6 separate regions of the Homo sapiens genome follow, and all the other regions are linked to region 2. The links are chromatin loops, found by intact Hi-C in ENCODE. Cell type or tissue: MCF 10A. All regions are shown on one strand. Region 1 overlaps FOXF2-DT (FOXF2 divergent transcript). Region 2 holds the start of LOC124901236 (a long non-coding RNA gene). Region 3 overlaps EXOC2 (exocyst complex component 2). Region 4 holds the start of FOXQ1 (forkhead box Q1). Region 5 overlaps FOXF2 (forkhead box F2). Region 6 has its middle 100 kb from the start of EXOC2.

What was found. Peaks named below come from ENCODE experiments on the same cell type or tissue, not always from the same donor. Only the 100,000 strongest peaks of a DNase experiment are listed, where the experiment ranks them.
Region 1: a loop joins it to region 2, with 8 times the contacts of the local background. A loop is called at or near these places in 44 of 110 quality-filtered maps.
Region 3: a loop joins it to region 2, with 6 times the contacts of the local background. A loop is called at or near these places in 4 of 110 quality-filtered maps.
Region 4: a loop joins it to region 2, with 11 times the contacts of the local background. A loop is called at or near these places in 6 of 110 quality-filtered maps.
Region 5: a loop joins it to region 2, with 10 times the contacts of the local background. A loop is called at or near these places in 41 of 110 quality-filtered maps.
Region 6: a loop joins it to region 2, with 8 times the contacts of the local background. A loop is called at or near these places in 10 of 110 quality-filtered maps.

What each region holds. Positions count from the first base shown.
Region 1 is chr6:1,379,439-1,384,438 of GRCh38, reverse strand. All of the region lies in intron 1 of FOXF2-DT (FOXF2 divergent transcript), which reads left to right. Among named protein-coding and RNA genes, the nearest start is that of FOXF2-DT, 7.5 kb to the left of the region's middle. RefSeq lists an enhancer at 1-669 and silencers at 2,342-2,391, 2,502-2,601. In MCF 10A, a CTCF peak has its summit at 2,442 (motif pointing right); no DNase peak of the experiment used is centred here.
Region 2 is chr6:910,174-915,173 of GRCh38, reverse strand. It overlaps LOC124901236 (a long non-coding RNA gene), which reads right to left and starts at 3,793. Exons shown (of 4, transcript XR_007059393.1): 1 at 3,684-3,793; 2 at 2,100-2,216; 3 at 1,725-1,827. In MCF 10A, a CTCF peak has its summit at 2,132 (motif pointing left); no DNase peak of the experiment used is centred here.
Region 3 is chr6:590,866-595,865 of GRCh38, reverse strand. It overlaps EXOC2 (exocyst complex component 2), which reads left to right. Exons shown (of 28, transcript NM_018303.6): 11 at 3,279-3,397. Among named protein-coding and RNA genes, the nearest start is that of HUS1B, 64 kb to the left of the region's middle. In MCF 10A, a CTCF peak has its summit at 2,543 (motif pointing left); a DNase peak (open chromatin) is centred at 2,525.
Region 4 is chr6:1,309,320-1,314,319 of GRCh38, reverse strand. It overlaps FOXQ1 (forkhead box Q1), which reads right to left and starts at 2,222. Exons shown (of 1, transcript NM_033260.4): 1 at 1-2,222. The coding sequence starts at 1,615. The coding sequence ends at 404. RefSeq lists an enhancer at 1,052-1,768. In MCF 10A, a CTCF peak has its summit at 461; no DNase peak of the experiment used is centred here.
Region 5 is chr6:1,394,917-1,399,916 of GRCh38, reverse strand. FOXF2 (forkhead box F2) reads right to left here. Exons shown (of 2, transcript NM_001452.2): 2 at 4,314-5,000. Among named protein-coding and RNA genes, the nearest start is that of MIR6720, 7.0 kb to the right of the region's middle. In MCF 10A, CTCF peaks have their summits at 2,548 and 2,753 (motif pointing right); a DNase peak (open chromatin) is centred at 2,766.
Region 6 is chr6:795,617-800,616 of GRCh38, reverse strand. No RefSeq gene overlaps it. Among named protein-coding and RNA genes, the nearest start is that of EXOC2, 100 kb to the right of the region's middle. In MCF 10A, a CTCF peak has its summit at 2,930 (motif pointing left); a DNase peak (open chromatin) is centred at 2,906.

The sequences.
Region 1 (5,000 bases), 470 kb before region 2:
CGAGCTCTGCACACCTTCCCTCCGCCCTCCCGGCTGTGGCAACGCTCGGGGGTCGTTTAGGGGTCCGCGTGCCTTTTGCTCCGCGGCCCCCGGCCTCGGATCCCCTCCTCCCGCCCGCCTTCCCAGGCTGGGGAGAAAGATGGCTAGGCCGCGCACACACGCTGGGCAGGGTTGGAGGGGCCGCGGGGCCCACCCAGGAGGCGCCCGCGGGGCCTGAAGAGGTCACTCCGGGCACTGCACGCGGGAGGGTGCGCGCCGAGGGCTACGGAAGACACCAGCCAAAGGCGCCCGGAGGTCGCCAGGCCGCGCCTGCGATGCCCTCCAACCGAGACCAGAGGCTGGCCGGCTGCGGCCGCGCGGGGAAGCGCCCTGGAGGTCCCAACCCAGCCCGGGCAGGGCTTTCTTCTCCCGTCTGGCTGGTCTCCTCCCCGCTGCCCTCCCTTCCCCCAAATAAATAAATATTTCCGAGGGCGGCGAACTCGGCGGGGCGCCGGGTCCTGAGCGCCTGGGCGATAGATGAACTTCCTGGCGCATCAAAACTCCCCTCTCGTCCTCCCCGCCGAGCTCAGGATATGGGGCGCGCTCGCTTCTCTTCAGAAAAGGAAACGTAGCTCTTCCAAAAATATAAATCAGCTCTGACGTCCAAATATTTCTTTTGTCCTCCAGCATCCTCTGTGGGGATAAATAAAACGTGCTCGGCGCCCAGAGGCCGACTAGGGACCTCAGGGCGCCCCGACGCCGCCTCCGAGAAGCTGCTTTGGGGAGCCCCCCAACCCCACCCCTCCCCGCAGCCTGGCCAAAGGCCCCGGGCCCCGGATGCGGCCTGACCTTCGGGCGGGCTGCGGCGGCGGGAGGGAGGGACACAAGCCCTCCGCGGAACCCCGGCGGCCTGCGAAGGCGAAAGGCGCCCGAGGCCGACCCAGTCGGGGAGGGGAGCTCGTTCGCGATGGGCCAAGAGAGGCCGGGGAAGCTCCGGGCGCGCCCTAGATGAGTTTGGGCCCCCAGGCTGCCTCTCCAGGCCGAGCTGTGCCAGGGAACCTACGCCCCCTCCCCTTCATTTCCGTCGGAGTTTCTGACCCCAGGGCAGCCTCCTCCTCGTGGGGACCCAGAGTAGTTCAAGTTTGGAGCACGGAGGGCCCCGACTGCGTCTTTTCCCAGCCGAGGCTGAGGCCGAGGCTGCTGCTCCTCCAGAAGCCAGTCGGCTTTGCGGCCTCAGAGGACACCACTGGCCTGGGGCGTGGCCCTCGAGGCTCTCCGCCCGTCAGACCTGGGGTCGGCTTGAGCCAGGTGACCCTTTCCAGCACCCCTGCCTCCCAACTCCCGCCTCCACCTTGGGGGAGGTGGACAGGTTTTCTGTAGCGGCTTGGAAATCTATGCCAAGGTAAACCACATGCACGAGGGTGGTTGAGATGCAGGGTTCTACAGGGGCTGAAGGGAGATCCTCCTAGGGGAGCACGGTGGCTGGAGGCGTGTCCGCACCTCCACTCCCCTTCCTGCTCCCCTGACTCCAAGGCGCTGAGAGCCCACGGGCCTTTCTGCTGCCCTCCTTTCCCAAGAAATCGCCCCATGGCACCCACGCGGCCAGTCTGCAAGGCTTTGGGGGTCAAACGGCCCAGGCAAGGAGAAATCTCCATCTGCTCAGGGGGAGCTCATCCTCCCCTCACGCCCTGTGCCCCACACCGAGGACTGTGTTCCAGGCCTGGGGCCTCGGGGCTGCGCGGCGGGGGCTGGTCTCCAGCCGCCCCTTCTCTCCAGGGGGGTCTTTATTGATGAGCTGCCTCGAAAACCCCCACCCAGAACGTCCCAGAAGGGTTTAGACAATCCATCACCCACCACTTCAAGGATGCTTCCTCCCTTTCAAACACAATCCTCGCACACCAGACGGGCTGCGGTGGGGAGGGGCGCGCACTTGAAAAGAGAACAGCTACATAATCAACGTCAAAGCCGTCCCGCAACCTTTCGGAAACAGGGACTTGGGCCAAAAATCCCTCAGGATGATTTACGGGGGCCCCCTCGCCCTCTCCGCCTGCCTCCACGTGACTCTGGCCCGCGCCCGCACGGCAGCCGCACACCCTGCCCCGTGCCAGGCAGCCCCGGGCCCCTCCGCGGGGAGTTCGTGTTTTAGGAGAAAGTGCTTTTTTCTCTTGGGGCCCGGGGGAAAAGGGGTCTCGGCCTGGCCAGAGAGTGCTTTGGTGGCTTGGTCGCGGTATCCTCGTGGGTGAACTGCGAAGGCCGGGCCTGGCCTCTTGGAGTCGTCCCACGCAAGTCACCTTCCCTCCCGCCAGAGCCCCGGGATTGCGCGGTGCGGGCTGCGCCTCCCTCTCCCCTCCGCGCTGCGCCTCCCTCTCCCCTCCGCGCTGCGCCTCCCTCTCCCCTCCGCGCTGCGCCTCCCTCTCCCCTCCGCGCGGGAGCGGGAAGAAGCCGCAGTTCCTCCGGCTTCCGCGGGGTGGCGCCAGGCTCTCGGGAATCGCGGCCCGCGGGGCTGCCCGGCGCGGCCGTCACCTGCTCGCGGCTCCCGGCGCCCCGCGACCCGTGGCCCCGCAACCCCTGCAGCCGAGGCCGGCCGGTGTGTGACCCGCAGGCGGGCAGGCTTCTGCAGCATCGCCTGTCTCGCGCTCGGCTGGCCCGCTTAGGGCACGTCCCGCGTTCCCGCCCTACCCTACCCGGACCCGCAAGAAGAGGGGGCAGCCGAGTCGCGCGTGGGCACCTCTCCGCGGGACGCAAGCGTCTTTAGGCTTTGCTGAAGAAACGATCATTCAGTTCCGTTATTTGGTTCTCTGAAGCAAGGGACGGGGGCTCTGTGTCTTCATTTGTAAGTTGTCCCGGAGCTCCTGGAGGTGCCCTGCGGTTTGGTGGAAAACAAGCAAATCAACAAATCATCCCACCCGCCCGCCCTTGGAGAAGCTGGATTCGGCCGACTCTGCGCGGCGTCAGCATTCTGTCCCTGAGGAAGTACCTCGTCTTTCGGTGGCTACAGGGACAGAAAGACAGCGATTTTTAAAAATTGTGATTTTTCATTTCTTTTAGCTTCTTAAGAACACCCTTGCAGCTGTCTAAACTCGTCCTGGTAGAAGTCTGCAAGACAGGAAGGAGCTTGAGGGGTCGTTGTGGGGCCGGCTTGATACAAAGGGGAGGCACCAGGTGGATCGGGGCGTCTCAGCCGGGGCTGCAGGATCTTTTTATATTTGTTATTACGAAAAAAGTTTCATAGTATACCAACGTGGAGCGAGTATACGCTCTCATACGCCCATCACCTACATGTAACAGTTACCAAGGTTTTGCCACACTTGCTTCATTCATCTTTCTGTTTTCATTTCTTGCTGAAATATTTTAGAGGAAATCTAGACATCATGTTTTAAAAGCGCACTTTGTAACTCCTCTCCACATCTCCGGTTCTAGCTCTCATACCTAAGATTACATTTTGGCATATGCACGCACACCTTCCCATGAGGAATTTCAAAATAGGGCTGAGACATTGTTGTGGATGTGTATTTTACAAACAGAACTCTCCATTTCCCCAGGTGACTTACAGCTCTGAGTTTCTTGGCTTTCTTCTGGCTGCTGGATCTCCAGAAAGGCTGGCAAATGTTCCCTCCCCCACTCTCACTGCAGGCCGGGTACACGCAGTGGCTGTAAACGGTGAAAAGGAGTGCTGTTTCCTTCAGTCACCAGAGTTAATCCCAGGATGCCTTCCATATATGCCCGACAACATAATGTATCACAAGAGCACGTGTCCTTTGAAAATATCTGCAGGTATGCATTGTCCATGTGCACCGTACAACAGTTTCCAAATCATTTTTTTCCTGACAGTGGCTAGCTGTGGAAGAATTTTTCATATCATCTGAAAGTGCCTGAGGGAGAATTTCAGACTAGGCTGGAGAGGTGAAGGAGTCATGGGGAGTGGACCACGGAGCATGGGAGATAAGTTTGGCTTTATATCCAGCCCCCTGCCCCGAGGACTCCGTACACATATTTCACAAATAGTTGTTTATTGATTTATTTGTTGTTTTTGCCCCCCAACAATCCATGTTGTGCTCTTAGCATTTCCCTCACCCCCAACGCCACCCTGCACAGATGAGTGGCGATGCGGTGGTCACATTGCCCTCGTTTACAGTCTGAGAAGTGCACCTGCTCCTGATTACCTTAAGTCACTTAATAATGTTTCTGGGCTTGTTTCTGTTTTATGGTAAAATGGGGATCAGGAAAACAAAAGTAAGAAAAAATGATGCCCCCTCCCACAGTTATTATAAAGGTGAAATAACGGTTATAAAAAGGTATTAACATTCTGACATACACACATTTATAGTTATTTTTGGTTCAATCCAATAAAAACACTTTAGTTTTAAGGCACCCTCTAAGTTTCACGGTACTTGGGATCTCTCATTCCCTGGGTAATCTCTCATAGGCGGATTTGGGTTTGTCTTTAATGAGGAAAATATGGGTCCATTGTCTACAAGTGTGAGCCTGCCTATGAGGACCGGGGTCCCTGGTCTCCGGGTGTTTTCGGGCTGTGGGTTGGTTCTCTAGGGCTCCACTGCAAAGAGGGAGCTCTGGGAGAGGGAGAAGGAGAGGGGATGTTTCCCTTGGTTGGACCTCGAGGTTGGTTCCTCCAGGTATATCAGATTCCTTTGCAGCACTGGGGGTCCAGCCACAGACAGCCGGTCTGCATTCGAGGAGTCTTCTGCCCCCGAAATCCCATCCGGCAGAACGTGAAAGTGCAGTGGAAAGAAAACTCGACTGCGCAGCTCGCAAGGGCGCCTCGCGGGTTCCTAGCGGACGTGGCCGACCGCAAAGCCGCCACCGCGTTTGCTTATTTCAGGCGGGACTTTCTTTCTCTCCATCCTATGTTCCCTTTGCAAAAGATGCAGGCTCTGGGCCGCCCTGTGGGAGGCGGCGGGACAGCGGAGGACCCTCACCTTCCACGCGCGCCACAGCGTGGCAGGAGCCCGGCGGCCGGCGACTGTCTTCCCCCCGAGTACGCCAGGACACCAGGGGGCCCG
Region 2 (5,000 bases):
ACACTGTGCCCATCACAGCCTCCAGAGATGATGCTGGCTGGTAGGTGCCAAGCATGGGACTCTGCACTCACTTGTACTCATAGACGCTAATGGATACTTTCAATTTAAATCTAGAATTGTCTTTTCATTTCGAGAGTAAACATGAAAAAGAATGGTTTCAAGACAGCGAGCCTGCCATGAAATAGTTACTGTGTCTTATAATTTGATGTTATTGAATTTAATGAAAAGTCCAGAAAGACAGCACAATTGATGTCAACATGCTGAAGCTTGAGGTCAGGAACCATGAAACCCTTCTGTGGGTCCATCAAAGATGGGAAGCCAAAATCTTCCAATGATGTGGAGACCATGGATTGCTCACCCACAGAGTCCCCTACAGAGGGGCTTTTAGGAGGTCACCAGTAAGACCAGGAACTTTTTCTCATAATTGAACAGAATTTGTGTGCTTCTAGTCACTCATTTGTTAATTTATAATGAATTATTACGGAACATGTCAGGCATGATACTTGGCAAAATAAATACTACAACCAATGTTGGGAGGCCGAGGTGGATGGATCATGAGGTCAGGAGATTGAGACCATCCTGGCTAACACAGTGAAACCCTGTCTCTACTAAAAATACAAAAAAATTAGCCAGGCGTGGTGGCATGCACCTGTAACCCCAGGTACTCGGGAGGCTGAGGCAGGAGAATCGCTTGGACCCAGGAGGCGGAGGTTGCAGTGAGCCTGAGATTGTGCCACTGCACTCCAGCCTGGGCGACAGAGTGAGACTCTGTCTCAAAAAAAAAAAAGAAATATTACAACCAACAATGCATGGCCCCTGCCTTAGCTCAGGGTGGGTGTGATGATGGCTTTTTGGCTGACAGGGCCAAAGGAGCCCTGACCACAGACCAGGCAGGGGTGGGGTTCCCAGTGCAGAGCCCCGACCCTAAGGCTGCCAGCAGCCATCTCTGCAGAAGGGACTAGAAGCTGCTTCCTGCATGCACAGGTTGGTGAAGCAGTGGGAAGCTCCTGTTGCTTGCACCTCTGGCTCTAGTGACCGCATGAAGGAGGTGCCAGCAAGCACGAGTCCACATCAGGAGCCCAGAGGCCAGGATGGGAAGGGGGTGTACAGTGGTGGTTAGTGCCCGGGCTCTCAAGTCAGCACCTGCGTTCCCATCTCAGCCCTCCCATTTATTATTAATAGTTGGGAGACTTTGGACAACTGGATACTCTTTCCTGAATCTTAGTTGTTCCAGCTATGAAACAGTCTAAGCCTGGTACGTGCCTCCTGAGTCTATGCAAACTGCAAGGGATCGTGTATGGAAAGCATCAGCACAGCACCTGGCCATGACACAGTTTCCCTGGGTTCATCCTAACGGTGGCCCCCCACTGGGGCTCCCTGCCACAGTGCCCCCATCCCGGGGCTCCCCCCAACAGGACCTTTGCATGGCCTGAGCTTGGCTTCAGCTTGCTGAATTATAACTCGTTAGTTCACATGTCTGCCTCCTGCCTATTCCAAGAACAGCTCCCACCTGGAACAGCAGCTTGTGTGTATCTGTATTCCTAGCACATACCATCTATTCCCAACACATAGTAAATATGCAATAAACATTTTTGAGTCAAATACTTGTGTTACGAAGGAAAGTTATGAGTCATAAAGTTTTCTTAGATTTTGATAAAACCAGGGGGCTAACATAAGATAAGGAAATGTCAAGTCTGCAATGTTGAGTATTTTCTCTTCCATACCTTCATTATTACCCCAGTTCTGACCACGTGGGCCAGGAGACACAAAAGGACTTGCTCCTGTTTTTCTTTTAGGTAAATCATTTCTCATACTTTCTCAGTGAGTCTGTGATAATAGAGACAACAGTGATGTCAGAATATTCTGGAAGGACGGAAAGCATGGCCCGGTTTCAGCTTGGGATGCTGATATCATTCTGGGGTTTTTCCAGCACATTCATCAATAAAGACCCATGCAAATTAGAATCCTGGAACAGCATGACAAAGTCAGTCCTAAAATCCTGCAGGTGCTTCTGATGCCGGCAGGAGGTGGGGGCGGGGGAGGGGGGCGCGGGGGGTGGGGAGCGGGGGAAGGAGCCTGACGGAGGAGGTAGCAGCGACCTGGATCTCGAACCACTGCTGTCCTCTTGTGGCCTGGCAGATGATGTGCTTCTGCTCACCAACTCAGTTCAGTCAGAAACTGGAGCTTCCAGGGCCACCCTCGTCATGCTCCAAAAGCTGCAGTGGAAATTGAGTTTATTTTTCCAAAGAATGCATAATAAGAAAGAACTCTCTGCTTAATGCATTGCCCAGGATGAGTGTGACCTACTGCAACTGGGTTATGAAAAGACAAAAATAACTGTGCCTGTCAGGAAAGAAGGCTGCATTCTGAAGTGGAATTTACCCAGACCCTTGGTCCTGGTAGAAGGGTAGTATTCTTTCACTGAGGTGTGGACACCTTGGCGTCAACATCACGGTGGGACAGAGGGCACCCCAGCTGATGTGACACGAGGGGTCCTGTCTCAGCCTCAGGACCGAATGGTAGCAAGGAGCTGGATATGACAAATCTCTCCCCTTCTAAACTCAGGACTTCAGAGCAGTCAGTATGTTAGGCTATTTCACCAGAAATCATTATCTTTGTTCTATAAGTCCCTCATTTTGAGCAGCATCAAAATACACTTTGTCATTTTTGTCATTTGGCTCATTTGTTTAGTTAACAAATGTGCACTTAGCACTCACCATGAGCCAGCCATCTCAAGGGTCCCACAGACACTCATCCCTGTCCTGGGGCTCACCTTGTTAAACTCTCTCTCTCTCTCTTTCTCTCTCTCTGTGTCTGTCTGCCCCCCATTTCTACCCACCCCATGACCACACACACTTGGATGCCTAGGTTTTTGTGTGAGGCTCACATGACAACTCATTAGCTGCTAGTTGAGTTGGCTGCTGCAAAGTTCTCCACAGGGACGCCCAGAGCACATTTCTGCCCAGATCAGACTGAAATCCATGTGGACACCAGGAATAAATGACTGGTATATAGAAAGCTTTCTACATCTCAAAGATTCTCTACTTCAGGCATGCACAGGAAGAGGTCCTCTCAGCCTCTCAGGATGCAAAGCAGGAGCCCGGGTTTCTCTGGAGAAAGGAAAGGGGCTGTTCCACAGAGTAGCCCTAAGGATGCCCCGATCAGGCCTTCCTAGGGGTGGCAAAGAGTCCTCCAGGCTGTTACCTACTGAGAGCTAGAGATGCTGTCTGCTGGAACCTTCCTTTCTGTCCAGTGTTTTCTTGCATCTACCTTCGGATTAACAAAATAGTAAATGCTGGATGTAGAACACCGTGCAATGTTTGGAGTTTTCTAATCCAGCTAGTGTAGTTGCCCAAGGCTGGGTCTGCTGGTCTGTGTGGCTGTGGCCCCAGGGGACGCCAAGCCCCAGCTGCAGGTCCAGGCCCTACTGGGACGAACATGAGGAAGGAAAGACCAACAGAAGTGCCCCTGTCCTCCCATACCCCATGGGAGTACTGCTGTGAGGGCTGCATGACAGGTGCCAGAGCAAGGGTGGCTTTTCCGGGGCTCTTCACGCTGGAGGGCTTACTTTCTCACTCACAGCTCCTCTGCGCATTCATTTGAGTAACATTTCAATGTGGAGCTCAGTGTCCCAAGGAGCTGTCTGCCTGGGGCCCCTCACCTGTCTGTAGGGGGCCCCTCACCTGTCTGTAGATGGCCCCGAGAAGAGCATGCAAAGTGAGGAGAATGAGTGGGATGGTTGAACAGGTACATCAGTCCCATTCTGCATCCCTGATCCTTCATCAGAGGAAGCAGCGCATCATCCTGAAGGAAAAGTCAGGCTGACCTCAGATCGAATCCAGCTCTGCCATTCAGCTGTGTTAATCAACCTACTGACCCTATTTCCTCATCTGTAAAATGGGTGCAAGAATATAAACCTCACAGGATGGTCATGAGACTTAAGTGAGCTTATATAAAGTGTCTAGGACAGTTTCTGGAACATAGAAATTAATAAATGGGAATAGTTGTGTACATTGCATTTTTGCCTAAAAGGAATGGGAAACCTTTAGGGCCAATGAAGGAGAACAGGGGAACACCATGTCCACTTTCCCAAAAAAGTGCATCTCAGGATACAGTGAGACCACCAGCTAAAGCGTGCAAAGCAGAATTCAATAGATGACCACTGAGGTCCGACAGGCCTGACTTCTTCCACACACTCAGTGTATCAGACTGGATGAAAGAAGGAAATAGGGGCCTCTGTGAGCACATCAGAAGTTATCCTTGCAAAAGTGAAGAAAGGTGAGCCGCACGATCCTGTCTGTGGCGCATTGGAGGAAGCCTGATTGACTGTCTTTATAGGAGCACACGGGGGCCTCACAGGAGCTGAGGGACAGCATGGGATGTGAGGGGCTCTGAGTGAGAAGACCGTTGATGACATGATGTCAGGGGCTCTGAGGGAGAAGGGGCCCATGAGATGATGTGAGGGGCTCTGAGCTGAGAAGACCGTTGATGACATGATGTCAGGGGCTCTGAGGGAGAAGGGGCCCATGAGATGATGTGAGGGGCTCAGAGCTGAGAAGACCGTTGATGAGATGATGTCAGGGGCTCTGAGGGAGAAGGGGCCCATGAGATGATGTGAGGGGCTCTGAGCTGAGAAGACCGTTGATGACATGATGTCAGGGGCTCTGAGGGAGAAGGGGCCCATGAGATGATGTGAGGGGCTCTGAGCTGAGAAGACCGTTGATGACATGATGTCAGGGGCTCTGAGGGAGAAGGGGCCCATGAGATGATGTGAGGGGCTCTGAGCTGAGAAGACCGTTGATGACATGATGTCAGGGGCTCTGAGGGAGAAGGGGCCCATGAGATGATGTGAGGGGCTCTGAGCTGAGAAGACCGTTGATGACATGATGTCAGGGGCTCTGAGGGAGAAGGGGCCCATGAGATGATGTGAGGGGCTCTGAGCTGAGAAGACCGTTGATGACATGATGTCAGGGGCTCTGAGGGAGAAGGGGCCCATGAGA
Region 3 (5,000 bases), 320 kb after region 2:
CTGCTTTATTTTCTACCTAGAAAGCGACAGAGTTGCAGGGAGGTTGAGCGTAGTGTCCAGGACACGCAGCTGGGTAGCCTCAGACGTCCTGAGGCTGCTGTTTCCTGCCCTGCTCCTTCACTGCGTGTGCTTTGTATATTTCTGGCCTGTTTACACTTGTTATGTTAAACTTGCCTATAGTAGTGTGTTAAATCTTGTTGAGTGTACAAATTCTTTATGTTGTGGGTTACCATCTATATGGATAACTCATGTGCAGTTTTTATGAGTATATAACTTACTGGATATCGTTTAAAAGGTGGTAGTGCCAAAAAAGATTCTTTTAAGGAGCCTTTTAACTACGATTTTTCCTGTCATCTTAAAGGCAAAAGAGCAAAAATATAAACAAGTCAACAATAGTTTATGTATTTGTTAATGATTATTTTATTTACGATGCTTTGAGAAAATACTGAGCAATTGTTACCTTTTTAAATGAAATTTTTAGTCGCTAAGAAATAGAAAAATAAGATCAGAACCAGGTCAAATACCTGTTGGACTTTGAAATTTATGAGCATCAAGTAGGAATAGAGATAGCTTTATCATGAACAAAAATGTATTAGTTTTCTTACATAATCCAGATTATGCATAGTAGAGGGGAAAATCAGATTACCACTATATTGTCTTACTGTTCACAATTTTTTCTAATATCATTCACTATTTTATCTAATTTAAACCTTCCCTATTCTTCTCCCTCTCCTTATTTCTATCTTGATGTTGGCAGGAAGCAAAGCTCTGCATATTCCTTTCCACAGCAGTGTGATCTTATCCCTGGTAGCTGTGAGAAGATCATGTCAGAATATGACTAAAAACTTCCTTTATTCTTAAATTTTAAAATACTGAGCCTGTGTTAATCATAATTAACATTCTTTACATTGCTTTTGAATCTAAAAAGCCTTTTTAAAGTGTTCTTAATATGCAGTTTTAAAAGAAATGGCGATAACATGTATCATTCTAAACAGAGTTTTGAAATGTAACTACTTATTTTTAGCTGCATACTGAAAGGAAACAAGAAACTTATTTGAAGAGCCCAGCACAAGTTGTCATGCTTTTGAACTGAGTCTAGAATTTCTAAAAGAACAACTTTATCTTGCTTTGTAAAACTTTTATAAACTCCTTTACTTTAATACCCGTTAATAAGATGATAGAAAAAGTCTTTTGTTATTAGGTTTTGCAAGGACACAGTCAACATTTTAAAGAGACGTATAATGTAAAAAGCCACTAAGCAAAGCTTATTGATTCCTCTTGCTGTACTCCTGGAGAAAGAACCCTTGTACGGAACTGTCTACACTCCTATTCAGTAATTTAAACATTAAAAGGAACACCGTCCCTAAAAGAGTATCTCTTTATTTTACTACTAACACCAAATCTGAGGGCTACGTGAGTGAAAGTGTTAGGAGAAAGCGTTGCAGAGGTGTTGGGAGGCAAAACAAGCCTATTTAGGGAGAACGCTGAAATGCATCATCCCCAGCAAGAAAGCATAGAATCACGTTCTTTGGGAAGAAAGACACAGTGTACTATTTGTTATATTTATCGTTCAGGTAATAAAAGAAGAAAGCCTTGTGTGAGAGAAAGAATCAGACTGCATTTTGGAATCTGAAATGAATCCCCTGTGCCAAGCTAAATGTAACTTGTTAGATTGTAGTTTTCTTCTCAGGATACTATTCTCATTTATGAGGAGGAGTGCTGGTGACTTCTTAATCTGAGTAAAGCTCTTCCTTCTAATTGACCTGCCACTTTCTCAGCACAGAGACACATCCTGTTTGCAACCTGTAGGTGGTCACAAGGGGGAGGAGATGGCAGCTCTCAGCCACCTCTGGGCAGCCTGAGTGTGGCCCGTCTGCAGATGCCTGGATATCCGGCTCCCCACAGCACCCAGTCCCTCCCCATCAGCTGGGAATGTCAGTGTTCTCAGCATTTTATTTGTTGCTAACATATTACAAAGTGGATTTGTTTCTCCTCTGATTGGCTGCTGATTGAGATACCTGAGTAACACACACTCACTACTGGAAGAATGGGCTGGAAGCATGGGTGCACCCCTGAGGGATTGAGGTCTGGCCCAAGGTCAGCCTGGAGCCATTGATGATGATTTACCACTGAACAAAAACCTCTAACCCAGAGACAAAGAATGGCATATGGCTTAACAACAGTTTTAAGACAATAAATTCATTTGGACATGCTTTTGGAGTTGATTTAATTGGATTTAGCTTGCTATATTTATATATTTTGTGAGGGCTGAGGGCCAAATCTTAAATAATATTTGACAGAAATTTTTCTATGGAAGTAAATGGTCTCTATGGATTTGGGTGTTTTATAGACAAAGACTTGATATATTTTAAGAATATTTAGAAACTAAGAAAAACACCGAACTATACTATATTTCCTAGAGAAATATTTTCTCAGTCGTGAGTGTGGACTTTAGAGGTGAGTGTTGTCACCAAATCTCTTCACAGTTCGGTTAGCCCTCATTTAGCTAGTTTTAGAAAGCGGTGCCATACTGCCATCTCGTGGCCATATTTCATATCAGAAAGGAATTAAAAAACATCTGAAATTTTAAAAGTATTTGCCCAGTATCTGCTGGCTCCCACCTGTGTCTAATATAATGACTCTGAACTAAGTAGAAAAACTCCTGTGAACTAAATATAAATATAAAGAAAAATGCTCATCAGGTAGATAGGATCACTGCAAATTGTCCTTATCTTTTTACAAAGAGCTGTTTTTAATAGTTTTATCATTTATATGAAAAAATTTTAAAGCTCTGCTGTTTATTTTTTTATTTTTTGTTTGCTTGTTTGTTTGTTTGGAGATGGCGTCTCACTCTGTCGCCCAGGCTGCAGTACAGTGGTGAGATCTCAGCTCATTGCAACCTCTGCCTCTCGGGTTCAAGCGATTCTCCTGCCTCAGCCGCCCGAGTAGCTGAGATTACAGGCTTGCACCAACACACTTGGCTAATTTTTGTATTTTTTTTTAGTAGCGACGGGGTTTCAGCACGTTGGCCAGGCTGGTCTTGAACTGCTGACCTCAGGTGATCCATCCACCTCAGCCTCCCAAAGTGCTGGGATTACAGGCAGGAGCCATCTCACCTAGCCAAGAAATTTGAATATATTTCATTGAGAATTAAATATTAAAGACTAATATTTGACAGGGCACAAGACTAATTGATAAAATTTTAGCCTTTAAAAAGTAATGATTTTAAAATATGCCAGCATTTCCCTTTGGCCTCAACCTTGGACTTGCTTTTTCAGGTACCTGTCTGACCTTCATGCGTCTGGTGACCCTGCTTGGCAATGCATTGGAGCCCAACACAAGTGGATCCTTCAGCTCATGCACAGTTGCAAAGAGGGCTACGTGAAAGATCTGAAAGGCAAGGATTTCTCTTCCAATGTGTTGTGTGATTCCTTCATGTCATTTTGATGCATTCTGGGAATGTTTAATGATGAAGGCACTGACTACCTAATTTACTTGGTATCTCTTATTATTGTCTTTTGCTTGTTTTGTGGTTTTTTTGGCCACTGGTTAGCATTGTACTAATGAAAAGGGACAACTCTTTTATCATGTCTGTTTTTGCGATTGGTGGACAGCGTTGACGTTTCGGGGCAGGCAGCGTGATGCCGAGGAGGTGACATTGGTCTTTGGTAACTATCAGTCTGCACATCGTCTCGTCAGGTGTATGTTGAGTCCTGCTCTGTGCCAGGCACTGCACCCATCGCTAGTAAGACATAGCTGCTGCCTCCCAGAGTTACCGCTAGAGGAAGGAAAAGCCACTAAACATGTAACTAACCAAATAAAATGCTGGGACATGTGATGAAAGAAAAAAAGAAAATCAAGATGTTCCAAAAGGGAGTAACTGAGGAGAATGCTTTAGATGGCTGGTGTGGGAATGTCTCAGAGAAGCCTCCGTATTAGAACTGGAAGGATAAAAGGTAGCTTACTAGCCATCTCAGCTTGAGAAAGGGACCACCTGTGTGGAGGCCCTGAGGGAAGCTGGGGGAGAGAAGTCAAAGGTCTATTTGTGTGCAGGTGTATTGGCTTTTGTTTGTATACTATCATTTGGAGAATATTGAGTATATTGAATGCCTGCTATGCTGCAGACACTGTTGGGTGCCAAAGTCACAGTAGTCAGGACAACAGACAAGGGCCTAGCTCATGCAAGCTCACAAAATAGTAGGGTAGACAGATAACCAGCCAGCTGTTAGAATATTGTGTGCTGTTTCATATGACTGGGGAAGTTCTGAGTGACATTGGAGTGCTTAGGAGTAGCCTCTGATCCAGGGTTTTGAGGTCAGGGGAGTGACATTCTGAGAGCTGAAGGGAGTGACATCTCTTTTGAGATCAGAAGGGTATCTGTACTTGACAGTTGAAATAGAGAAGGAAAGCATTTAAGACTTCCAGGAAGGGAGAATGTGCACAGGTTACAAGCACAAGAAGGCCTCTGAATCCTGTGTGGTTGGAGCTTAGATCGTGGAGGTGGAGTGAAGAGACGAACTTTCTTGGCTGCTGTGACAGGTTTGGACTTCACCCAGAGTGCGATGGGGAGTCGCTGACGGATTTTAAGCTGGGGTCAATGGATTGGGGGAAGACAAGCTCAGACTTACTTTTGAAAAGATGACGACTCTGGCCGCCCATAGTGGGTGGATGAGAGGGAGCAAGCCCAGAGCAGTGAAGCTGGTGAGGAGACAGGCACCCCACCTGATGTGGAGGTGGTGGGAATGTGAAGAAGAGCATGGACTCCAGGGCCGTTCAGGAATAGAACTGATAGGGCTGGATGATGGACAAATGAAGAGGAGGAAGGGATGAGCAGTGATTTCCAGATGGCTGACTGGCAGCTAGTTAGGGTGATGGTGCCACTGAGTTAGGGAACATAGGGGAGAAAAGTGATTCCGCCTCTTTGTTTGGACAGCTTGACTTGGGGTTGTCTGACATGTAAGTAGAGATGGAAGTAGTTGGATCTAGAGACTGAGAAATTT
Region 4 (5,000 bases), 400 kb before region 2:
GTAGTCATATCATTTATAGTGTGGAAAGGTTCCCTGATGTACTTAGGGGGGAGGGAAGGGACATAAATCAATGGAAGTTGCGACAAAAACAGTAGAAATAAGACGAAGCCTGGGCGTTAAAGAAAGACAAAAAAAGTCCTTATGAAGGGAAGGAGGAGCAGGCTTCGCAAAGAAACTAAAACAAGAATTGCTTTGGTCCTCTGTAAAGTTATAAAACACAAAGGAAAATATCCTGGACTAAGTTTAAATACTCCTGTCAAAATGCTTTAGCTTTAAGGCACGTTTGATGGAGATTTTAAAAATTCATCTTCCTCTGGATTCAAAGTGCAAAGTCCGCGCGCGGGCCCGCGTTCCCGCCTCCCCGACGGCGCGCACTCGGCGTTCCCGGGCCCCGCGGCGCTACTCAGGCTAGGAGCGTCTCCACCGGGTACGGCAGGTGCGGGCCAGGGCGGCGGACTGAGGCCGCCTGCAGGGCTGCGGGCAGCCGCAGGGGGCAGTACAGGTGCGCGCCGCCGGCCGCCGGGCCTCGGAGTGGCTTGGCGGGGGCCGCCGCCGGGAGAGGTGCAAGCAGGAGGGGCGGCGCGGTCGGTGGCACCTCGGCCTCGCGCGCGCCCAGCCGCGCCGGCTCGCCCGCGCCGTACGCGCAGAGCGGCAGCAGGGCCCTGCAGGGCGCCGCGGGGAGGAGCGCGGGGAACGCGGGCAGCGGCGGGCAGGGCGCGGCGCCCCACTGAAGCGTCGTCCCGGGGGCCGTGTCCCTGAGGCGGCGGCTGCGGAAGGGCTTGCGCAGGATGCTGTCGATGGCGAAGGAGCTGGAGAACTTGCCCGCGGGGCTGGCGCGCTCCTCCTGGCGGGCGGGCGAGCGCATGCGGGGCGAGGCCGGGGCGGCGGGCGCGGGCGGCGGGGCGGCGGGGAGGCCCGGGGCCTCCTCGGGCCGCAGCCCGGGCGCGGGGACCGGCGCGCGGTGGCTGAGGCGCTTGCGGCGGCGGCGGAAGACCCCGTCGGCGAAGGTGTACTCGCTGTTGGGGTTGAGCATCCAGTAGTTGTCCTTGCCCCAGGGCCGCGAGGGGTCGCGCAGCACCTTGACGAAGCAGTCGTTGAGCGAAAGGTTGTGGCGCACGGAGTTGCGCCAGCCCGTGTAGCTGCCGCGGAAAAAGGGGAACTTGCCCATGAGGTACTCGTTGATCTCCGCCAGCGTCAAGCGCCCGCCCGCCGAGTCGCGGATGGCCATGGCGATGAGCGCGATGTACGAGTAGGGGGGCTTGGGCCGCCGCGTATATGGCTTGCTGCGTGCACCCTCGCCGCTCCCCGCGCCGCCCGCGCCTGGCCCCGCCGCCCCGGCCTCCGCGCCCTCCGCCACCACCGCTGCAGCAGCTGCTGCCGGGATCGCCTCCTCCGCGCCCGGCCCGCCTCCCGCACTCTGTTCGCCGTCGCCCTGCGTATCTCTGGCGCCGCCGCCCGCGGCCGGGCTGTTGGCCGCGCAGTCCCCATCTGAGCCCAGGGAGTCGTCTCCCGCCGCCGACAGCGGGGACGGCGCGTCGCTGCCGCCCGCGCCCTCCAGGTCACTGCCCTGCTTGTCCCCGTGGGCCGCGCGAGGGACGAACACCTCCAACTTCATGCCCGCGCACCCAGTCCCTCCCCGGCGTCGTACCCTCTTCCTTCGCGCAGCCTAGAGAAGCTGGTGCCAGGGAAGGGGATGGCGATCCGGGGCCGGGGATCTTCGCCTTTTTCTCCCGGGAGCTCTACCCTGGTCTTCCGAGATAGTCACTTTTCCGGAGTCCTCTTCCGCTGGGCTTTTTCTCTGGAGGGGCTGCAAGTGTTGGGTGGACTATGGGGCGGAGAGGGAGGAGTTGGGTGGGTGTCGCCTTCGGTTCGACGTTGAGACTTTGGGGTGAGTGTGTGCAGGGGCCGCGGTTCCACCCTCGGGTGCCCGAGCACGCCGGGCTTAGAAGGCTTTCCTGCCGGAGAGAAGCAGCATGCGCATCTGCTGCTCGTTAAAGAGCCCAGGAGGGGTTCTTCACTGGCGGTCCCAGGTCCCGCGCGGGCGTCTTCGGGGCACGGAAATGGTGCCGGATGATGTGCGTGCCACCGTGGGGGAAGGTCCGGCGCCTTCAGCCTTGAGCACCCGCGGAGGCGAGTCCCCGAGGCCGCTGCGCCCGCAGCCGCCTTCCCGCTCCCAGCCTCCGGGGCAGCATCTCCCCGCTGGCCTGCCGCGGCTGCGTCTCGCCTCCACCTTCGGGCCGGCCCAATATAACCCTGCGGCGGCTCCGCGGGGGCGGGGCCTGAGCGCGGACGGCAAGGGGTGGGGGAACGAGGTGGCCGAGGTGGTGGCGGCTCCCCAGTTCCCCAGCTCCCCAACGGGCGCGCACCAGGCGGAGGCCACACTGCAGCGCGGCGGCAAAGTCGCTGGCGCAGGTTGTTTGTTTTGGGTCGGCCGGCCCCGCCTTCCTCCTCCCGCCAATGGGGAGCGCGCGCGCCGCTGTGGGTTTGCGCGTGTCTGTGAGTGTGCGTGTGTGCGCGCGCGGGGCCGCTCCGCCAGCCGGCTCCTCCGTTCAGGTGTGGGCCCCAGCCCCGGGCAGCCCGCGAGGGCTCCCTGCGCCCTGGAGTTCGGGGACGCAGTTTAGGCGAGTGCGCCTGGTTGGGGGGACACGCCACAGTTCCCCTAGGGGGACACCTGAAGGGACTGGGTCTAGGGGAGCAGGGACTTTGCTCGGGCCTAAGCTGCACGCGGCGTATGTGCTTCTGTAGTAGTGAAAACGATGCTGCTTACGAAAGCAAACCCCTGTCGTCACTGCAGAGGTGCTGAACAGAAATTGCGCAGGACACTTGCAGTGACCTCTTTCGGGAGCCTTGTGCTGTGCCCCTTCCTATGAGCTCCTTTCAAGGACCATCTTGTCTTTTCCTCTTGTTTTAATGAATGCACTCCTGGGCTTGAAATTGTATGCGCCTTTTTGGATGACCTTTACTCTTGCTCACTAAATGGGCTCCGACTTTCACTTTTCTTTGTCTTACTTTACCTTTTTCTTTACCTGGCTGGTGACTCCTGCGGGAGGACAGCAGCGTCCTCCTCTTCCCCTGGGGCGGCTGTGTCTGGCGCAGGGTGCTGGGCTGTGCCTGCACTTGTGTCCCTGCGGAAGCCTCAGATGCCGCCGAGCTCCGCCGCTTGGTTCCCGGGATCTGACAGTCAACAGGAACGACGGAGAGGGCGTGTTCCCGGGGGCGGGGGCAAGAACAAACCGGTTCACGGCCATTTCTTTCCAATATTCCTTTGGGACTTTTGCTGTGACCTCACTGGCACCAGTGTCGGACAATCTCGAAAGGGGGGACCGTTCCTCACCCCAGGGCGCCCGGGGCGTGATCCCCACGCGGCGTCATTAGTCCAGGGAGCGGGCGCCTCGGCCCCGGGAAGGTGCACTTCCAGCCCGCTGCCCTGCCACGCCGAGTTTCCTCCTTTTTCCTGCCTTTGTTGCACAAAAAGCGACGGAGCCGCTAGTAGGTGGGAGCTCACCTTTGATGTTTATTTTATTACTTTCCACCATTTGTGTTGAAAACGTACACAATCCTCTCTTATCTTTATTCAGGGAGTTTTGAAGCCATTCACAATGGGGCGGGCAACATGACAGCCCCAGCCACAGCTCTGTTATTTTTGTATTTGGGGAAGGATCGCGTTCGGAGATTAGACTGACTTTATTAAGTATGCGCCTCGGGAGCCAGGTGGGGAATGGCTGCTTTTTGGGAGATGAGCCTTTCTGGAGGGGTCTGCTCAGCTCTAGCCTTGGAGTTGATGGTTCACTAGACCTGGAGAGGGAAGTGGGATGAGACAAATATGTATATCTATATATATATAGCGAGGTAAAGAGGCTTGGATTTGGCCAGGGATAAAAGGCGTTCGTAATGAATGTTTTTCTCTCTTGAACTCTGGGGTTGGGCAGGGCAGGAGGGCACATGACTATTTGATGGGGAAGGTAAAGCCAAGGAGGCTTGAGGTGGGACCCGTGGTCGCTACAGAGTCCAAGGGAGGCCTCTTCGAGACTCCAGGGCCAAGGTGTCCTGCCACCAAGGAATGCTGGTCGCCGCCAGGGAAGGTGGCTCACCCCACCTCCATGTCCCACTTTCCCCCTTTCTTACCCAACCTCCTCCCCTCCCCAGCTGCAGGGGATCCTCTCCTTACCCTGATTTCATTTGGGGCAAGGGGGGCAAGGACCTGCCCCACCTTTTATGTCTATCCTGTGGGCTGCTGTCTGCAAGTTTGGAGCCTGAAAAGGTTGGGGGGCAAGAGAGTGAGTTGGAGGTGGGTGAATTCTCAGCTGGAAACCCTTTGCTATTTTTAGAGTGACTTAGGGAATGGGCAGGTGAGAGGTTGCTTGCAGCCACCTAAGTGGACTTTGAGAAGGAAGATGGCATGGCAGGCCGTGGACCACCTGGATAGGATTAAAACAAAACAAAAACAAGCAAACAAACAAAAAAAAACCCTACCTCAGCTAGAATGGAAGCTCCACTAGAGCAGGGTTTTTTTCTTTTTTTCTTCATGACTGTATTCCCCTATCCTTGACACATGAATGTGCCATTTGCTGAGGATAACATGATTGTCTTCTGTTAAAACCAGAAATAACACTGCTTTTTCCATTTGTGGTTGATGTCGGTATCAATTTTAGCTGTTGTTTTACAGCGGGGAAATCATTCACCTTTTGCAGCTATCAGAGAAACCGAGAATGTATGGAGCAGGGCGTGTCTATCCACAACACCCTCAAGGCTGAATACAGTTGGGGAGACCAGACGCTGCCAGACGTCACATGCATTTTTTTAAAGTTTCCCAGAAGTGCTTGGATATTTCTGCCCCTTAATTCCCATTCCTTGGGGAGTACATTGATGGGTTAATAAAAAATGCCTGCAGGTGGAGCTTGACCAAACACTTGTAGGTAAGAAACACCTATTAGCTTATTTTCCCCCTTGCCCTTTAATTTCCATGGAGATAAGTGAATAAACTATGGCAAAAGATAAGT
Region 5 (5,000 bases), 480 kb before region 2:
TTAGGTATAATACGAATCTACAAAGAGAGTGTTTCTTTTGGGAAGGAGCTGCTAATTCCCTTTAATGCCATACCGTGGCCTATCCTAGGGACCTGAAGATTTTCCCCAGAAATCGGACTTCCACTTTCTAAAATCTAAGTCAAGATTGTTCTCCCTAATTCTGTATAAGTCGCTGTGGCAGTTCAGAAAATTTGATCATGCACAACTAGAGAATTCACTTACTTCCCCAGAATTCAGGCCAAGCCAAGTAAAACAGAAGTCCATGGGTCTTTCAGCTCGTGGGTTGGCACTGGGGACCTGGAGAGAGAATGGTGGCCTCAGAGGACAGGAATCCAGCTTCCAGGGCTGCCTCTCAGCTCCAGGGACAGGAGCTCAGGAAATGTCTGCAGACTCCTCCTCTCCAGACCTCTTTCCCTCCTTACCTCCCTCCCCCTGCTTCCCTCTCCTCCTCCTCCTCCACCCTTTCTCTCCCTCTGTCTCTCTCCCTCCTTCCTCCTCCTCCTTTCTTCCCACACCCTCCACCCATCTTTGCCCTTCCTCTCTCTTTCTCTGTGTATCTCTCTTTCTCTCCCAGTCTCTCTTCTTTCTTTGTCTCTCTCTTACCCCATCTCACTCCCTTCCTATCTCCCTCTCTCCCTCCCTCCCTCTCTTTCTTCTCCGTTTCTTTTCCCTTTCCTTCTCTATGTGTCTCTCTTCCTCTCTTCTCTCCCTCTCTCTTCCTTTCTCTTCCTCTTTCCCTCTTTTTGACTATCTTCCTCTTTCCCCTCCTTCTTCTCTGTCTCCATCTCTCTCTTTCTCTTCCTTTCTCTCCCTTTTCCTCTCTCTGTCTCTCTCCCTTCTTCACCCACGGTTCTGCCTACCCATTCATATCTAGGGATCACTATTGCTATCCTCTGAGATCACAGCCCCCCTTCTTTGCCTTTTCTCTGTTCTACCCTCAAAAGGTTTTATAACCAATAATGGAGTTTCTTTTCCTGTCTGCTCCCATTACTGCCTCCTTCTGTTTGTAGAATTCTGACTGGCTGCTGTGTGCAAGTACCTAGACTTATTGTTCCACTGAGGCAGGTAGACTTCAATGATTCCATCTGACTCCTCTCTGCAATGTTTACTACAATAAAACAAGAGGCCTCATTGCTTTGAATAAAAATGGGGAGATCCTACTTTCTGGCCTAGGGTTCAAAATTAAGCCTTGCATTTTCCTAGGGGCCCATAATCAATCACAGAGGCATTTAGATGGACAAACTATTTGAAAAACCTTTCCAGATCTTTGCTTAACCAATTAATAGGCTATCCTTAATACCTATCCATTGGAACCTATAAAAAGATCTGTAATCGAAACTGCCTTTCAAGAGCTGCAGTTTTCAGAGTGTGGTCCCAGGACCAACATTATCAGCATCACCTTCTTTTATTAGTTTATTAGGAATACACATCTTTGAACACAACCTTGGACCCACTGAATCAGAAATGGAGGGTGGGGTGGACCCACAGCCTGTGTTGAACAAGCCCTCCAGGTGATTCTGATGTGCACTCAAGTGTGAGAACTGCTGCTTCAGAGGGAATATTCCTGCCACTCAAAGATCTGCAGTGTCAGTTGCAAAATTCTTAGAGGCAGTGTTGGAGAAACGAGGGAAATAAACTGAAATCAGAAGACATGGGTCAAACCCCCCAAAGTCATGACCTAGTCAGGAGCTAGTACAGATCTGTAAATAAGGTCAATATCAGCACCTCAGAGGGATATTGACAGAATTAAGTAAGATAGCCGTGTGAGATTTGGTAAGACAGCCACGGTGCCCAGCACTTGATGCATGATGCTTAGTAGTTCCCTGGTCTTGTCTTTATGTATACAGCTCCAATGAAACCAACAAAAAACAATAATTATTATAGAAAACAATAAAATCTTTTAATATACCACTTTATTCCGCCAATGAGCAGAAAACCTAAGTTCAAAATCCATTTGACGAAAAAACAGTTGAGGTATTTATCCCTAGTTGAGTTAGTTCATTTATTTTCACTTATAAAGGTGTAGCACTTTTTTTCAATTTAATCACTAACATTTGAGCAACTTTTAAAGCCAAGCACTGCATGTTTCTCCAAAAAAAAAAAAAAAAGGGTGAATATAAATGAGTCTATGTGTACGTGTGTGTCTTTGAGGGACAGTTAGGAGAGAAACAATTTTGACTCAAAAGGAAACAAAACAACAGCCTTATTTGGGGAGAAATGTAGAAATGAAGAATATACGTAGCAAGTCAGGGCTTTAGCATCTGCTGAGCATGGTCAGGCCTGTTCTTACTGAATTGTGATCTGGTTTCAGGATGAGACAGTAGGCGAAAAGAGTAAAATAGAAAAAAGCCCACGCCTGGGCAACGAGGCAAGACCCCGTCTCTACAAAAATTAAAAAATTAGCCAGGCATGGTGGTGCGTGCCTGTGGTCCCAGCTACTCAGGAGGCTGAGGCGGGAGGATCACTTGAGTCCAGGCGGTGGAGGCTGCAGTGAGCTGAGATCGTGCCATTGCACTCCAGCCTGGGCAACAGACCACGACCCTGTCTCAAAAAAAAAAAAAAAAAGGAAGAAGAAGAAAGAAGAAAGCAAAGTATTTCCTAAAACTGGAAACCATAACTTATGAAAGTGAGATACTTAAAAATGTCTCTATTGGAAGGCACCACAAAACGGGTCATTTTGTCAAGTTCTTGCGCAGCTTGAAGGAATCATTGAGTCGCCTTGGGCGGATCTCCTCGCGCCACCAGGGGGCGCGCTGGGCCTCCCAATGCGGCCAGGCAGGCAGACGCAGTTTTCGTCTTTGAGGTCCTGTCATTCTCTGTATAAACAAGTTACGTTCAAGTGTTTAGGATATAAATTACGACCATGCCGGCTGCCTCGGAAGGAATGTAAACACAGCACTGTGGTCGGAGCAAACTCTGAAACTGACTTCATAATTTATAGCAGGCCCCCGAGTAGCTCACTATAAAAGAAAATAAAAAGGCCTTATTTAACTGCAAATATGATAATGGAGAGACAAAAAATGTTTAAATCACTTCTTAATTTTAGAAGATATAGGAAGGAAACCTAAAGATTAGAAAGATGGTTAAGACTTTCGGAAACAAGATGTTTCACTCAGGAGACGCTCTTTGCAGTGAAATTCACTTAGAATACAAAAACCCTGGGGTGTGAAACAGTTCCCTACGAATACCAAGAGTCTGGTGACTGACTGGGAGAAAGACCTTTTAAGGGATAAGAAACAAAGGTGAGTTTTCCAATCAAGAAAGAAAAAGCAAAAAACAAAAACAAAACTCCAGCCCTGAATTGGAGAGGAAAATGCACAGCATGATTGGAGCAGATAATTTCTCTGCTTCTCTCAGACCCATTGTCCCCAACATGGCTCGTGATGGTGAAGGGCTGCTGGGACAGAAGGTCAGTCCTCCTGCCTAGTTGGCCCATTTTGCTCTTCCATCGGGAGCGTCACCAGCTCTGCCTGTAACACTGGTGACTGGGAAATCTAGCAGGAACAGAAAAAGGGGCTGAGGGGTTCCCTTGTTAAATCCCTGGTTAAAAGGGAGGAGTGGGGAGAGGAGGCCGGGAGGAAGGAAGGGCTGAACCGGCTTGCTATGTGCCGATGCTGAGCAGGGCCAGCCAGGCTCTGAATTGGAGGGTGGGACAGGCCGCAGCCACAGAGCAACGTGTGGGGAGTCCAGCTTCTGTATTAAACTCCCCAAGGAAGTTAAACCCCCTGCTGGGAGCCTGCCCCCTGCAGCTCAGGGATCCCCCTGCATTCTTCAGATCTGAACCCCATTTCTGACAGCATGTGACCGCCACCCATAACAAAATTGCAACGTGCAAAGGGAAGAAGCAGGGTGCTGTTCTTTGGGCATCCAACCCTGGAGGGGGGCTTACCACTGTGCCCCACATCTGTCAACCCATGCCAGTCGGGAGGGAGAGAGGGCAAAGGGCAGAACACTCCCCGGGCACAGGAAAGAAAACAGAAGGGGCACAAAATTGGTTTCCTCAAAATCAAACCCTGGTCGGTATCTTGCCTGGTTTTCTTTCTAGTTCCTTTCACCTTCTGGTTTTTGTTTTGCCAGAAAAAGCTGGGGTGAAGTAAAGAAAGAAATAACAGAAAACGTTTCTTCCACTGTTTTTCTCCTGAGAAGACTCACAATCAGAACCTGGCCTGTGTTACTCAAGGCACAGACCCCACACCATGTCAGTTACACCACTGGAGGGGGTGTGGGTAGAGTTGCACAGCTGCCTGCCGGGGAGGAGAAACTGGCATCCATTGCTCTCAGGGTGCCCGAAGAGAAAATCAGCCCCTAAAACAACTATTTGTTATATACATTTTATTGAAAAAAAATTTTACAACAAAATATTTTGGCAAACTGTAAAAGTATACATAAGTGCAAATATATCCTCCTTTTAAAATACAAGCAAAGTGTGAGTATACACGGTCATAAAAATATCTTTAAAATATGGTGGTAGAAAACAACCTTGTAAAAACGTTGTATTGTCACAATACTGAAAACCACTTTCTTAAACTAGACACATTGTTTCTAAATAATTCCTTAATAATGTTCTTTGGCACCTGTATCCAAATGTAGTGTCTGGGGAAAATGACTCTCCCACTCAGCTAGGCAACAAGAAGAGGCTTTCTTGAAATCTTGTGCTTAGCACTGCCTTTTTGAAAAGCACACAAGTTTTCTTAGACACACACACACACACACAACTTGTCTGCTTTTTTCACACCCTGATTACTGAAGGCAACGAAGATCCCACAGATACACGTTGATGCCTTACGCATGGCACATCTTCCCACCTGAGTCTGCCCTCTCCCTCATGTGGGAGCCTGCAGGTATTCAGATTGGGGAACGCTACCTTGCCAGCGGTTGTCCTTCTTCCAGCAGTAGGCAAATAACAGTGACCAACGCGATCCTGGGCATTCTGGCTAAGTGGCAGGTGTGTGGCTTACTGCTATCCGCGTGCATGTGACTTGAATCCGTCCCAGTTTCTA
Region 6 (5,000 bases), 110 kb after region 2:
TGGACAACAAGAGCGAGACTCCATCTCAAAAAAAAAAAAAAAAAAAAAAAAAAGACAAAAGGATGCAACCAGCAATTGCCACTCAGCCTACTTCATATCAAAGATGAGCTTTATACAAACACCTATCCAACGAATCAGACACAACTTCAAGTTTCTATTTTGCCACCTCTTCATCATGATGACAGAATTCCAAGTCTCTTTCCTGTATGAACGATTAGGAATCAGAGGTTAGAACTCAAATCTAAGCATATTCTCAATTCTTAACCCATAGAGCATCATAAGCTTTTCACTGCTCAAAGAGTGAATTTTGATTACTTTTTCCTGACAAATGTATCCTGGAATCCCAGGCAGCAAGTGCCTAACGCAGATATGCTTGGAACCCTAAAGTAACAGGATATGTTTAACATGCCATCCTGCTGGCCTTATTATTAAAGGAAGCAGCCTCCTGTGGCCCTGTTCTTTGTACTAAAATGCCTTCACTGTATAGCTCTGGAGATGATGCCTCCTGATCTATGACACCGGACTTCCCGTCTCCAGAGACACTGCTCTCCATGAGCCCACAAATGTGGGTGCTTGGTCTCTAGATGAGACAGATGAGCAGTTTGTAGCCTGGACAGGGAACGAGTGCTGGGTGGTGACCTTCCCTTCCAGCCTAAGCCAACACACCCTGGCTCTTGAGATGTGAACCACTTGTTAAGGGAGTTAAATGGCCTGAGCTCCGGATGGGTGGCCCTGGACAACTAGAGAGGCAACCCTGTGTTGTAAGAGACATCAAGCTGTGACAACATGAAACGAGTTCGCCACTCAAAAGCAGTATAGCAGCCTTTAGTTCCTGGGAAAATGAGACCATGTCCTCCATGCAGAATCAGCATGATAAAAGCACTTGTCTTATTAGGTGGGAAGATGACCAGATAGCCTCAAATTACTTCCCCAGTTCCAGGATTCTACCTACAAATAGAGGATGCCCCACACATTCAAGGAGCTGAAATGTTTAACATCAGAGAAATAAGCCTCAAGAGAGATGGGCAGACATGACCGCTGCAGTCAGACTCTATGAATTAAAGAAAAGCAAACCAACACACATGCAAACACGTGAGCAAGGAAGACTGTTTCCCCAATGCTCTTGCACGTTTTCTACTGTGACACTTTCGGGGGTTTTCAACCCTCTTTTCGCATTTTTGGATACCCATAGTAAGCAATAAGACAGCGAAAAGAAAAGATCAATGCTTCACGGAGCTGAGTTAAAACTAGCAAAGTAAAAAACGTCAAGACAAATTTCACCTACCAGCATGCTGTGAGGGCTAGAGAGTATTGTGGGATTGTACAAGATTTGGGAGAACCAGACAGATGACTTTTTGTTTTGATGTCTTTAAAGTATTTATCTTGAAGAGGAAAAGAAAACAAATGTCTTAGTATGTTACAATTTTTGGCTGTATTAAAGATCCAGCGAAATGAGAGAATTCAAATGTGAACCACAAAAAAATCTTTCTTCATAAAGGGAGAGGTAAAAGAGTAGAAAGTTAATCAATTTGGAATTTTTCTCTCTCTAATTCAAAACACGTTTCTCTAAAAATGTTCCTATGTCTGAAAAATACATATCACTACTTTTCTAAATTTAAAAATGCTGGTTTAAAAAGTAAAGGGGCACAGTTAAGCTATGTATTTATTAAATATATATGAATCTGACTGCTTGCTAGATCATTTATTACATATAAAGTTCCAATTTGGGAAATTCTTATAAGTTTAATTAGGTCTTTTTAATAAAAAACTAATTTTATTAAAACCTTAAAATGTAAGTAATGTTTTATTCAGACTTCCAAATTCAAGTAATTTAGCAAAAGGTTCAAACATCTGCTTCCAAAGCAAGCTTAGCAAAAGTTAGACAAGAAAATTGTTTCTCCATCCTCACTCAGATAACATGTAAATGTACAGAGCTTGCTGGAAATGAACTGGAAGGCTCCTAGGTTTCCAGTAAGTCACAAATAAGCAAACAGCCTGAGAAGAGTCAATGGAATTTGTAGATCTAAAACAGCACCTTAGGGAGAAAGCTCAGCCCCACATTTTACAAACAGGAAAAATGAATGGAGAAAGGTTAAGCACCTGCCCAGCGGCAGCTTGCAGGCCCCTGGCGGAGTCGGGCTCGGAGCCTGGAGCTCCACACCTTCTGAGGGCCGTCCTTTTCCAAGGATCTTCTCCTGGTTGACTGCTGTCCCTTCCAGAGCTCCCAATAAACTGTTTGGGGTAAATTAATCTATCTTTATTTGAAGTGAAGTCATTGACAAAAACGTAAATCATTAAGACATATTGTAATTTATGATCCCCAAACCCATCAACACTCATAGGCAGATAAACCTGGAGATTTCCACATACAGATTTCTAAAGTGCCGTATGTGTGAAGCCATTGTTGAAACAGTTCTAGTGAGATGTCGTTTTTATAATACGCAATTCACTTAAAGCGTTCAATTCAGTGACTTTTAGTATATTGACAGAGTCGTGCATCCATCACCACAATCAATTTCAGAATATTTATTACCCAAAAGAAGCCCTAAGCCCCTCAGCCATCACCTCCATTCAAACCTCCTTTCCACCTAGCCCCCAGCCCTGGGCACCCACTACCCCCATCCCCATCGACTTGCCTCTTCAGGACATTTTGTATAAATGGGAACATACAATATATGTGGCCTTTGTAACTGATCCAAGTCATTTTTTAAAGACCTAAAACAAGCATTTATTCAAATCTATATTCTTTTTTATTTTTCAGTAATCTAGCTGACTTTTCAGTGAGTTCAAACTTCATGTTTCCCAGTTTTGAAGATGTGGTTGTAATGTTGTCCTCGGGAGCGGATAAACGTTTGGCTGTACTGGAAGGTGCTCTCTGAAAAGAAATGAACTGTTCCACAGCCATTGTGTATGCTTTTGTGACCCCTGCTGGCAGGATGTAATAGTGTGCTTTCAAAATCAGTTCCTTGAAATGCTTTTCCTATCTTAAATTTTAAAATAATGAATAGAGCACGTGACTATTAATGGGTATAAAATGTAATTAAAGTTGGTTGCTATGTGTATGTATCCTGTTCTTTTCCTAGAAATTATAAAGCTGCAGGCTGTTCCTAAAGCTGTTGTTAAAACCCTGTCCAAAGTGCTACTTACTTAACACTTTCCATTTTTCACAAGGAAAATGCTTAATCTGATAGCATTTCATCTCAATCCTAACAAAACCATAAAATCTGAAAGCTGTTTTATTACTGTTTAGAAGAATAAAATGCATGAGATGAAGATTTTATTAAAACAATGTGTGAAGGCTACTAAGAGAAAAAAGAAATATAAAAATACAAAACATGTATAAATAACAATAAAGTCCCTCTGAGGCTTAGAGGCTTGTGAAAATTATTTTTAGTACAATTATTTAACATATCTATTGCTCTTTGAGTATTTCTCAATTTTAAAGTGGGTTTAAAATTGAAACTTTGATATTTACTAGTTTTTCCTAATCTTAAATTTCCTATTTTAATTTAAAATAGAGGAGACAGAAAAAGAAAATAAATTCATAAATAGTTTTCTATGCCCTTCATAATACAACAGATTAGTGCTTCCAGTTTTATAAACATTAAAATTATTTCTGCTTTGTTAATAAGATTCCATAATCCTAGAACTAGTGCTTTAAAAAATCTATGCTTAAAATTATCCGTAGAGATTTAACTGTTTTTTAAAACCATTGTCACCAGAAATGGTTTTTATCTTGCAGAAACTTTGAGAACTCTTCAAAAGCGAATGTTTGATTTAACACACATTACTGTTAATTTATTTCCTGGTTAAAAAAAGAAAAAAGAAGAAGAAATAACATTTACAGCAGATACATGAGTTTATTTTATTAGCCCTTCAGTTATTTTACAATTATTTGTATGTTCTGGGTAAGTTTACACAGAGCACCTTGTGCTATTTTATGGAGATTTTAAAACATATTCATGTACCTCCTAAGGCAAAAAAAAAAAGTGTTTAATCAGTTTATGTATACATAAATAAACTTTTTGAGTTAAAGGATTCAAATTGGGTTACCGTACTCATTTTTATGTTTTTAATAAAATGTCAAAGCAGAAATGTATAGATAAGATATGGATAACAAATCATTGCTTTCTGAAATGCAGAGTTTACATGTTTATGTGTGTATGTGGTTATAAACATAGGCAACACACAATGAGGAAAGAAACTTTTCCTTGGATCTGCACGTCAGTAAGGCTTTGGCTTTGAAGGCTGACAAAGAATAACCAGGATCAGAAAGCACATCTAGGAACTTCGAACCTGGAGATCTGATCTGCTGTTAGAAGCAAGAAGGAAGGGATGAGGTAGTCTTCATTCAGCATTGGAGAAGAGAGCAAATCGTTTTCAGGATTATCAGAACTCATGTGGTCTATGGAAAACTGAAATGAAGGAGGACCTATATGGATTATTACTCCCATATTTAGTATGTTTCAATACTCACGATTGCAGGTACCTCTGCAGAATGTACAGATTCACACATCTTAATATTTAAAAAAAATTCTGAGTAAGAGTCCCTCTTCTTTATCATTACCTGGAAGATTAATCCAAGCTTTGCTTCTTAAATAAAACAGCTTTAATTTCTCATATATTTCAAACCTATGTAGACTATTAGCTTCCCTCATTTTTTGTATTTTTTTAAACATTCACTTAATTGTAGGTGACCTTTCTCCTTCTGATATTGGATCCTACTTTTACCTCGTTGAAAAGTCAAAGAGAAACATAAAACATAGGCAAAATGTGTCATAAGCATTTCTTACTTGTTTTTTACAATTTGTAAGCAGTTAGCTCAACCCATTTTTCCTATCCAAAGAAAAGGAATACAAAATTGGAGAATCATTTACTCTCTTGGCCTGGTGAGGCTAAATGATAGTTTCTAGTTGTAAGGGGCTAATGAGAATGGAAGACCTTGTCTTAAAGGAGTTCTACCTTTTCTCAGAAAGTGGCCAATTACCGTTTACGGCCCC